2 separate regions of the Homo sapiens genome follow, and region 2 is linked to region 1. The links are chromatin contacts, found by Hi-C or POLR2A ChIA-PET in ENCODE. All regions are on one chromosome and are shown on one strand. Each heading gives the region's core, a stretch centred on a gene start or an enhancer-like site at or near the end of the contact. The rest is flanking DNA. Distances are from core to core; before and after follow the strand shown. Region 1 overlaps LOC107984696 (a long non-coding RNA gene). Region 2 overlaps BCL11B (BCL11 transcription factor B).

Region 1 (4,502 bases), core at 336-2,835:
CCACAGAATGGCAGTTCCTCAAAAAACTAAAAATAGCATGATCATTGGTCCCAGCACTTCCGCTTCTGGGTATACACCCAGAAAATGAGAGGCAGCATCTCCAACAGATATTTGCACACCCGTGCACACAGCCGCGCTTTTCACAATAGCCGAAAGGCCCAAAGACAGCGGAAGCAGCGCCAGAGTCCCTGGACAGATGAATGAGTAAATAAGACATGGTGTATATGTACAGTGGAATATGGTTCCGCCTTAAAAAGGAAGGAGATTCTGGTGTGTTCTACAACGTGGGTGAACCTTGAAAACACTATGCTAGGTGAAATAAGCCAGACACAAAAGGATAAATACTGTAAGACTCCATTTATACAAGATACCCAAAGTGGTCAAAATCATAGACAGAAACCAGAATGGAGACTTCCAGGGGCTGGGGGAGTGGGGAATGGGGAGGTGTTATTTAATGGGGACAGAGTTTCTGTTTGGGAGGACGAAAGGAGAACTCCTTGTAGCAAATGAAGCCAACACAGAGAAAAGCAGAAGTGTGGGGATATGTCAGGGAGAGAGAGAAAGAGGGAGAGAGAGAGAGGGAGAGGGAGAGTCAGGTGGGGGTGATTGTCACTGTGTCTGAACACCTGGATCCAGCCATGCCTGAAGCTAGACTTATCTCCTTGGACTTTAATGCATTCCATTTTATCCTTAAGCCATTTCAAGTGGGGTTTCTGTCACTTGTACCCAAAATAATCCTGTTTGATAAGAAATGGATTTTCACAATTAATCCATGTCAACTTTCGCCCCCTGGGGTTCCCTCTCCCCGTATTCCTTAGGGTATTCTAGATGGATGTACCATTCATGGGACACAACAATGTGAATGTACTTGATGCTACTGAAAAACTGCTGAGATGGTCAATTCTATGTCTATTTCACCACCATTTTAAGCATTGGTTTAAAAAAAAGAAAGCAGTTCCCCATCTCCCCGACAGGGGACCATCTGAGGCTGGGGAAGGCAGAGTCTCCGACAGGCCCTGAGCCTCTCCCAGGGCCCGGGGCAGCCAGAGCTCAGACCCAGCTTGGTCTTCTCAAGGGCCTGCAAAGGGAGTGAGGCGAAGTGGCCGGGCCAGGGATGCATGTGCTGTAAGAAGCAGGGCAAGGATGGGAATCCAACCCTGACACCACTGATGTGGCCTCTCTGCAGGACAGAAAAACACATTCAATAAAGGAGACTCCTCCGCCCCTCCCAGAGACTGCACCGGATGTGATGCAGCTGGAAGAAAGGAAGTTCCTTCCGTAAGATCTGACAATGAAAGTTTGTCTATCTGTTCCCCAAGCCACACACACACACACGGGACAGGGACAGGACAGGGGACAGGGACAGGACAGGGGACAGGGATGAGGGCCACATTCTCCTTGACCAGGTCCCTTACTTAACCACCCTAATGGCCCCCCACAAATGCAGAGCATGATGGGAAAGCACAATAATGGGCCAGGCATGGTGGGTGATGGATGTGTTTTCGTCTGACCAGCCACCCTCCCCTTAACTATGCCTGGGCCATGTGGGTTGGCCAAGGCTGCCCCATCCCCAGCTCCAAGGTGGGCACATGACCCAGGCCTGGCCAACGAGAGCCTGACCACCAAATGACCGTAGATGGCCTCAGAGACAGACATGAAGCCGAAGTGAGTCAGTCACAGGAAGTATACTCCAGACCCTTAGCTGGAATGACTGAGAAATGTGCTGCCTCCTTCCTCAAGGCTGAATGAGCTGCTAAGTTTGGAGCTGCTTGTGCCATCTCTGCCACCTTGTAGCAAATGAAGCCAACACAGAGAAAAGCAGAAGTGTGGGGATATGTCAGGGAGAGAGAGAAAGAGGGAGAGAGAGAGAGGGAGAAGGAGAGGGAGAGGGAGAGGGAGAGTCAGGTGGGGGTGATTGTCACTGTGTCTGAACATCTGGATCCAGCCATGCCTGAAGCTAGACTTATCTCCTTGGACTTTAATGCATTCCATTTTATCCTTAAGCCATTTCAAGTGGGGTTTCTGTCACTTGTACCCAAAATAATCCTGTTTGATAAGAAATGGATTTTCACAATTAATCCATGTCAACTTTCGCCCCCTGGGGTTCCCTCTCCCCGTATTCCTTAGGGTATTCTAGGTGCTATAACAGACAACCTCAAATCTCAGGGTCTCAATACAGCCAGAATTTACTTCTGACTCACACCTCCGTCCGTGGTAGAGAAGGGGAGGTGAGTGGGGGGCTGGCCTGGCTGCAAGGAACCTACATTCCTTCTATCAAGTGGACCCATCTCCTACCCACCCCCCAGGGTCTTAGGGTGCCCCACTGGGGTCTCTGTATCTGCCCTGAGGAATGAGGGGCCAGAGTACCATGAGATGACACAGTTGCTTCTCACAGCTCACACAGAGGAGATGGTCCCAACAACCAGGGGAAGAGGAGGCCCCTGGGGGGCACAGCGTGTCTGTCCGTCCTACCTCTTCCCTGGTGGGCCTCACAGCTGGACTAGCAGCGTCTGCCTGCCTTCCCCTCACCCTCTACCCTCCTGCCTCAACTACAGTTTCAACTGGGTGGCCTGGGGCCTTTCTCCTCCCTACAGGCTACAGGGCTGGCACGACCTGCCCTTGGGAAAGATTTGGTGGGGGCAGAGGCTGGGTAAGAACCTGGAGAAGGATGGAAGTAAAATCTTGGCCCCAGTGCTGGATGCCTGCTCTCTCCTTGCTGGCCTTTGAGTCTTTCCTCTCCTTCCCATCCTCCGTCCTCTGTGGCTGCCCAGTCGCGACTCTCTAATGAAGACCTGAAAAGGACTCGCTACATGTGTCCTTAACCCAGTTCATTTCACAGATGGGCCACTGAGGGCCAAGGCAGAAAAGCACCTCTCTTAGGGTCCCGAGGTGAGTGGGTCACCGGGCTGGGTCCAAACCAGGGTTCCTGCTCCCCGTCCAGTGCTCATACCCTGGGCCAGCTCCTGAGTCCTGATCCCGGAGAGGACAGACTGGGAGAAAACTGCATTTAAGAATCATCTCCAAGTGCCAGAGCCTGTAGAAGTCAGGCTGCATCACTTCACTTCATAGATTCACAATTATAAGTGGTAGGTAATTCCCCGTTGGAGAGAAGGCAAGTTTCAGCTCAGAGAGGTGAGCAGAGCAGCCTGGCCAGCCATGAGGACCTGTAGCAGAGCCGCAGCCCAATTCCGATGCCCAGCGCCTTCCCGGGAGCCTGGCTGCAGACAGGGATGGACGGGGGATCAGTGCAGCCTGTCACTCACCTCCCTGTCCCCTGCCTCTCTTACCAGAGCTCAGCGCCAATGCTGGGGGACTGCTCCAGAGAGCATGTGAGCTGGGCTCGTGCCGGGAAAAACAAGAGGCAGGGAGAGCACGCAAATGCATGACACAAAGACGCCCGACGCCAAGAGGGAGGAAAGGGAGCAGAGGAGACAGAGACACGGCGAGAACGAAGGCACCGCGAAAGAAAAGCTGGGAACAAAGACCTCTAATATTACTAGCTAAAAACCCATTTCACTATAAACGTTAATTCATCTACTAAATGTCAAGTGCTGTTGGCTGGAGCTGCAGTTTCTATACCTCTCCTTGTTATTAATACGTACTTAGCGGCAGTGGGAATTAGAAGCTCCGTAATAATACCCTTCCCAAAACACTTCAGATGAAAATTTCTGTTTGAAATTTAAGGAGAATTCTATTATGGCTGCAGCACGTTATATAAAAGGCCGATGTCAGGAGCGAAGGCCTTCGTGGGTGCCCTCTGATGGCTGATATGCTTGCGCCAGGACGGAAGCCCATGGATCTGGCCATCAGTGGCCAGAGGCAGAGGAACACTCGGGCCGGCGTGGCCTGCATGTGGAAACTCCTCCATTCGGCCAACTTCCGAGCCCTCCCGCCAGCCTCCTTCGCACTCCTTCTCCCTGCTCGGTCGGGGAGCAACCACAAGGGTGTCTGGGGACCCACTCCCCTCCTGCAGGTGGGCACGGCATGTGCCTAGGCCATTGCCCCACCCCCAAACCACCTCAGTGATAGGAGTGGGAGCTTGGAGTGTGAAAATAAAGTCAGCCTTTAGACAGAACTGTTCGTCTTCCCCGAGGACTGCAGGCCTTCCCCTGTGGTTTTTGTTATTTCCTTCGGAGACTGCAAAGGACAGTGACATAATTAAGTCTATTGTCCTTCATGCATCTGTGGAGGCCGCCACCGTGGCTCCCGGTGAAAACCATACTGACCCCCAACCAGCCCCCCTGCACTGTTCCCCCTCCCATTCAGGGCAGGTCTGCTGCACCAAGGACCTTCCAAAGCCTCCATCTGACCCCTGGACACCCAGCAGCAAACCCCCTTATCCACCCACTCCGGCAAATTCCTTTGCCAGGAGCCCAAGCCCCTGCAGATGCTGGCCCACACTGCCCTTTCCCACCTCACATCTCATTCAGCCAAGGCCTTTCACCCTCTGCACTCTGGCCAGACTGGGCTTCTCAATGTGAGTGCCTCCTTATTCCTTAGGG
Region 2 (4,284 bases), core at 1,370-3,869, 180 kb after region 1:
CCCGTGGATCCCGGAAAGCCTCCGCCCAGGGAAGCGGCAATGACAGTGATTGCAATAATAATAATCATAGTTATAACAACGATAAAAAGATAGCAGTAATGCCTGCCGCTATTCAGCACCTTTCACAGGCCAGCTGCTGCTTAAGGCCGCACAATGTAACAGAGAAAGACTCTAAGGTAGAATAAAGCAGTAAAGTGTCTGAAATCGGACTGCCTCCATTTCCTCATCCGTAAAATGGGGATGTGAAAAGTGCCTTCCTCGCAGAATTGGGGTGAGGGATGTTGAAGATGAAGCCCACAATGAACGCTTCTTAGCACAGCGCCCCATTATCACTGCTAGCCGCCCACTCTCAGTCGTGAGATGGTGCTATTCTCATGCCACAGGTGGGGAACCAGATGCACACACAGGCTGGGCTACCTGCCCAAGGCCAAAGCTCAGAGACATCCGAGTCGGGATTTGAACCCAGCCGTCCACTTCCACAGCCCTTATTCTCTCTGCAGCCACTCCTGGTGGGTCACACACCAGACTGGCCACATTTCCCAGCACTGTGGACTGTGGGCTCCCTCTGAGATTGGGGGCGGGGGCTCAGTCTCCCCCAGGAGGTACTAAGAAGGTGAATTCAGCTCTAGAGAGAGACTCGCCCTCAAAGGCCTCAGCAGGCCTCAGGATGGACACACACCACAAATCCAGGAAGAATCAGAAAGTTCAGGGAAGAAAAATAATCACAAGTGCCCTCACCATAAACACAGAGCTTGGGAGGCTGGGAGGGGCCTGTTCTGTGCTGATAGTTCTCCCTGGACTGCACACAGACACATACACATATACACTCAACATGCACATATGCACATACATGCTCACACACAAAAACACTCATACACACACACACGCATACATACACATATGTGCACAGATACCATATACACTCAGACATATACATATGTACTCACATGCACAAATATCCACATGTGTACACACATCTGCACACACGTGTGTGCATACACACAAATACGCGTGTATGTACAAATACATATGCACATATGCTCTCACATCTACACATATACACATGCATGCACATATATACACTTAGTCATGTACACACATGCACACCCCCACATTCACACACTGACATGCAAATACACATACACATATGTGCACACACAAATACGTATGTATATGCACACATATATACAAATATGTATATATACCCTCACATGTATACACATGCATGCTCACATATACACTCAGACATGTACACATATGCACATCCACACATACACATATGCTGACATATGCAAATACTCACATACAAACACACTCACAAATACATACACTTACATATACACGTGTACACGCATGCACATATATGCACATATACACTCTCACGAGTACAAATATACACACACATACAGACACACACACACACACACACACACACACACACGGCCTTTTATTACGGGTCTGTGCCAGGCCCAAGGACCCTGGCAGAGGCAATGGGAAAAACCAGGGAGAAAATTACATGAGGCAATGTTTGGCTCCAAATGAAAAAGCCGTGGAATGTTTTCCCTCAAGTCTTGGTTATTTCTTGCAGGTCCGCTCAGACCCTGTCAGGTCCACCTTATCCAGGGGGAACCCCCACCCCCTGGCCTCTGAGCTGAGCCAGCTGCTGTTCTCTCAATGCTACTGGCTTCCAGACTGGGGGTAGCCAGGACACCCCAGGCTCCAGCACCTACAGAAGCCACGGTAGGCTGGTGGAACACCTCTCCTCAAATGCATGCTCAGACAAATGGTGCTCAGAACTGGGCTCCTTAACCTCTGACCCCGCCGCCTGCCACCACCCCGTCCCCACAGGCTTCAGGTGTGCTCTGACTTGGTGACATCATCACATGCCAGTGGGCTCCGAACTCCACTCCCTGAAAACATGCACCATGTCTTAAAAGATGCAAACTAAAAATATTTCTGGCTTCTCAGAGCCAGTTTACAAAAATAATTATATTTTCTTTTAAAATCTGGATTATAGGCAAGTGTGTGTCCAGTTATTTTTAGCTCCTATTCAACTCTGTTAATTCTCATAATAATCATTGCAGGTTTTTTTTTTTTTTTTTTTTTTGAGACAGAGTCTCACTCTGTTGCCCAGGCTAGAGTGCAGTGGCGCGATCTCAGCTCACTTCAAGCTCCGCCTCCCAGGTTCACGCCATTCTCCTGCCTCAGCCTCCCAAGTAGCTGGGACTACAGGCACCCGCCACCATGCCTGGCTAATTTTTTTTTTTTTTTTTTTTTGTATTTTTACTAGAGACAGGGTTTCACCATGTTAGCCAGGATGGTCTCGATCCCCTGACCTCGTGATCCGCCCGCCTCGGCCTCCCAAAGTGCTGGGATTACAGGCATGAGCCACTGCGCCCGGCCACAGATTTTTTTAAGCCATCTCCCCGCCCTATCGTTAATAGTTGTGTTCTGACTCAGCATGGGGGCAGAGCTGGGGGCCACATGTGACCACACTGCCTTCCATAAACACAGAAGTCTGAGTGCTAGCCGAAGGGCCAGGCATTTCAGAATCACCACATTCCTGAGAAAAAAAGGAACATGTGTCCATCTTGTCAAAAGCCAGCTCCAGCTTCAATGCAGGAGACATTTGGGGAATCCCCTGTAAGTGCCTGAACCTGTCCCAGACCTCAGTTCACCGAGACCAGCTGGGTTTCCTGCCCTGGAAGGGCCTAGAATCCAGCAAGAGGCATGCAGAGAAGATTGGATGGAGCCACCTGAAATAAGCTGTCCACAGCTAGATCCCAGGACCTGTAAATGTGAGCTTATTTAGGGGCAAGGTCACTGCAGGTGTGACTAAGTGAAGGCTGTTGATGAGATCATTCTGGATGGTCTAGGTGGGTCCTGAATCCAAAGACAATTGTCTTTTTTATTTTAATTGTTCAGAAGAGAAGTCAAACCCAGAGGAGAAAGCTGTGTGCCCACAGAGGCAGGGAATCAGGGAGCACGGCCCTGCCGACCCCTCCATCTTGGACCTGTGGCCTCCCAAACTGTGAGAAAATACATTTCTTTTCTTTTTTTTATTTCTTCTTTTTTTTTTTTTGAGACAGGGTCTCACTGTGTTGCCCAAGGCTGGAGTGCAGTGGCACGATCTCGGCTCATGGCAGCCTCAACCTCCCTGGGCTCAAGGGCTCCTCCTGCCTCCACCTCCCCAGTAGCTGGGATTACAGGTGTATGCCACCATTCTTGGCTAATTTTTTTAGAGAATGGGTTTCGCCATGTTGCCCAGGCTGGTCTTGAACTGCTGGGCTCAAGAGATCCACCCACCTCAGCCTCCCAAAGTGCTGGGATTACAGGCGTGAGCCACCGCACCCGACCACAGAATCAATTTCTTATTGTCTTAGGCTACCCAGTCTGTGCCCATTTGCTACGGCAGCCCTGGGACACCAATACAGGACAATAGAGAGAAAGCACAACCACTAATAAGAATCATCGCAATTACCATCCCGATATACAAAGGACCCAAGGCCACTCCCTTGAGATTCCCTGTCCCCAGTCCCTCCCCGCCCAGCCAAGGAAGCAAAACCAGTGTGATGATTCCCATCAGGCAGGGAGACCCCACAAGGCTCAGAGAGGGCCAAAGCGTGCACAGGACACCGAGTGAGCTCTATCTCGCTCCTAGGGATTCTGATTCCAAATACGGGGCTCCTTCTGCTAAGTCACACTCAAATCAACACCCTGAAGACACAACAGAAAGAACAATGAAAATTGTCCATTTGTAGAATTTTCTTCCCCAAGCTATCAAGGTAGCTAAATGTTTAGCTTTGTTATAAAAAATAAAGATAAAAAATAAAAATTAAAAAAAAAAAAGCTGTCCTGGGAGACAGAACTGAGAACTGCCATGGGCAACCATTTCCAAGACAAAGGGGATTCAAGACCCTCAACTAAAATATACTGAAGGTGGTAGCCCCCAGCAGTCCAGTGGTGACTATAGGGCCACACCTAGGCTGGCTGAGGCTGGATTCAAACCGCCCTCAGGTTTATTACCCACCTAACTTGGACCAGTTGTTGCCACATCCCTGAGAGGCAGGTTCCTTGGCTATCAACTCCAACAGTCCAAAAAACACTAAAATTACCCAACAGTCAGATAAGGATGCGGAGAAATGAGAACCTCTGTGCACTGTTGGTGAGAATGTAAAACAGCGTAGCCACTATAGAAAACGGTTTGGCAATTCCTCAAAAAATTAAATATAGGATTACCCTTTGACGCAGAAACTCCACTTCCGCAGAAACTCCAAAAGAACT

What was found. Hi-C counts contacts between places; a loop is a spot of excess contacts on that map. ChIA-PET counts read pairs that join two places held with the same protein, here RNA polymerase II (POLR2A).
Region 2: a map of chondrocyte shows a loop between it and region 1 (7-fold over the local background). The contact joins two enhancer-like sites. A Hi-C loop is called at or near these places in 2 of 168 maps with a recorded cell type or tissue (aorta and chondrocyte). POLR2A ChIA-PET finds 5 or more read pairs at or near these places in 1 of 52 experiments (AG04449).

What each region holds. Positions count from the first base shown.
Region 1 is chr14:99,036,990-99,041,491 of GRCh38, forward strand. All of the region lies in intron 1 of LOC107984696 (a long non-coding RNA gene), which reads right to left. Among named protein-coding and RNA genes, the nearest start is that of BCL11B, 230 kb to the right of the region's middle. RefSeq lists an enhancer at 1,431-1,931. Within about 2 kb of position 1,586, at least 5 of the 41 ENCODE cell types and tissues checked have a DNase peak (open chromatin) inside an H3K27ac peak, as active enhancers do.
Region 2 is chr14:99,215,977-99,220,260 of GRCh38, forward strand. The region is part of intron 3 of BCL11B (BCL11 transcription factor B); the gene reads right to left. Among named protein-coding and RNA genes, the nearest start is that of BCL11B, 54 kb to the right of the region's middle. Within about 2 kb of position 2,620, at least 2 of the 41 ENCODE cell types and tissues checked have a DNase peak (open chromatin) inside an H3K27ac peak, as active enhancers do.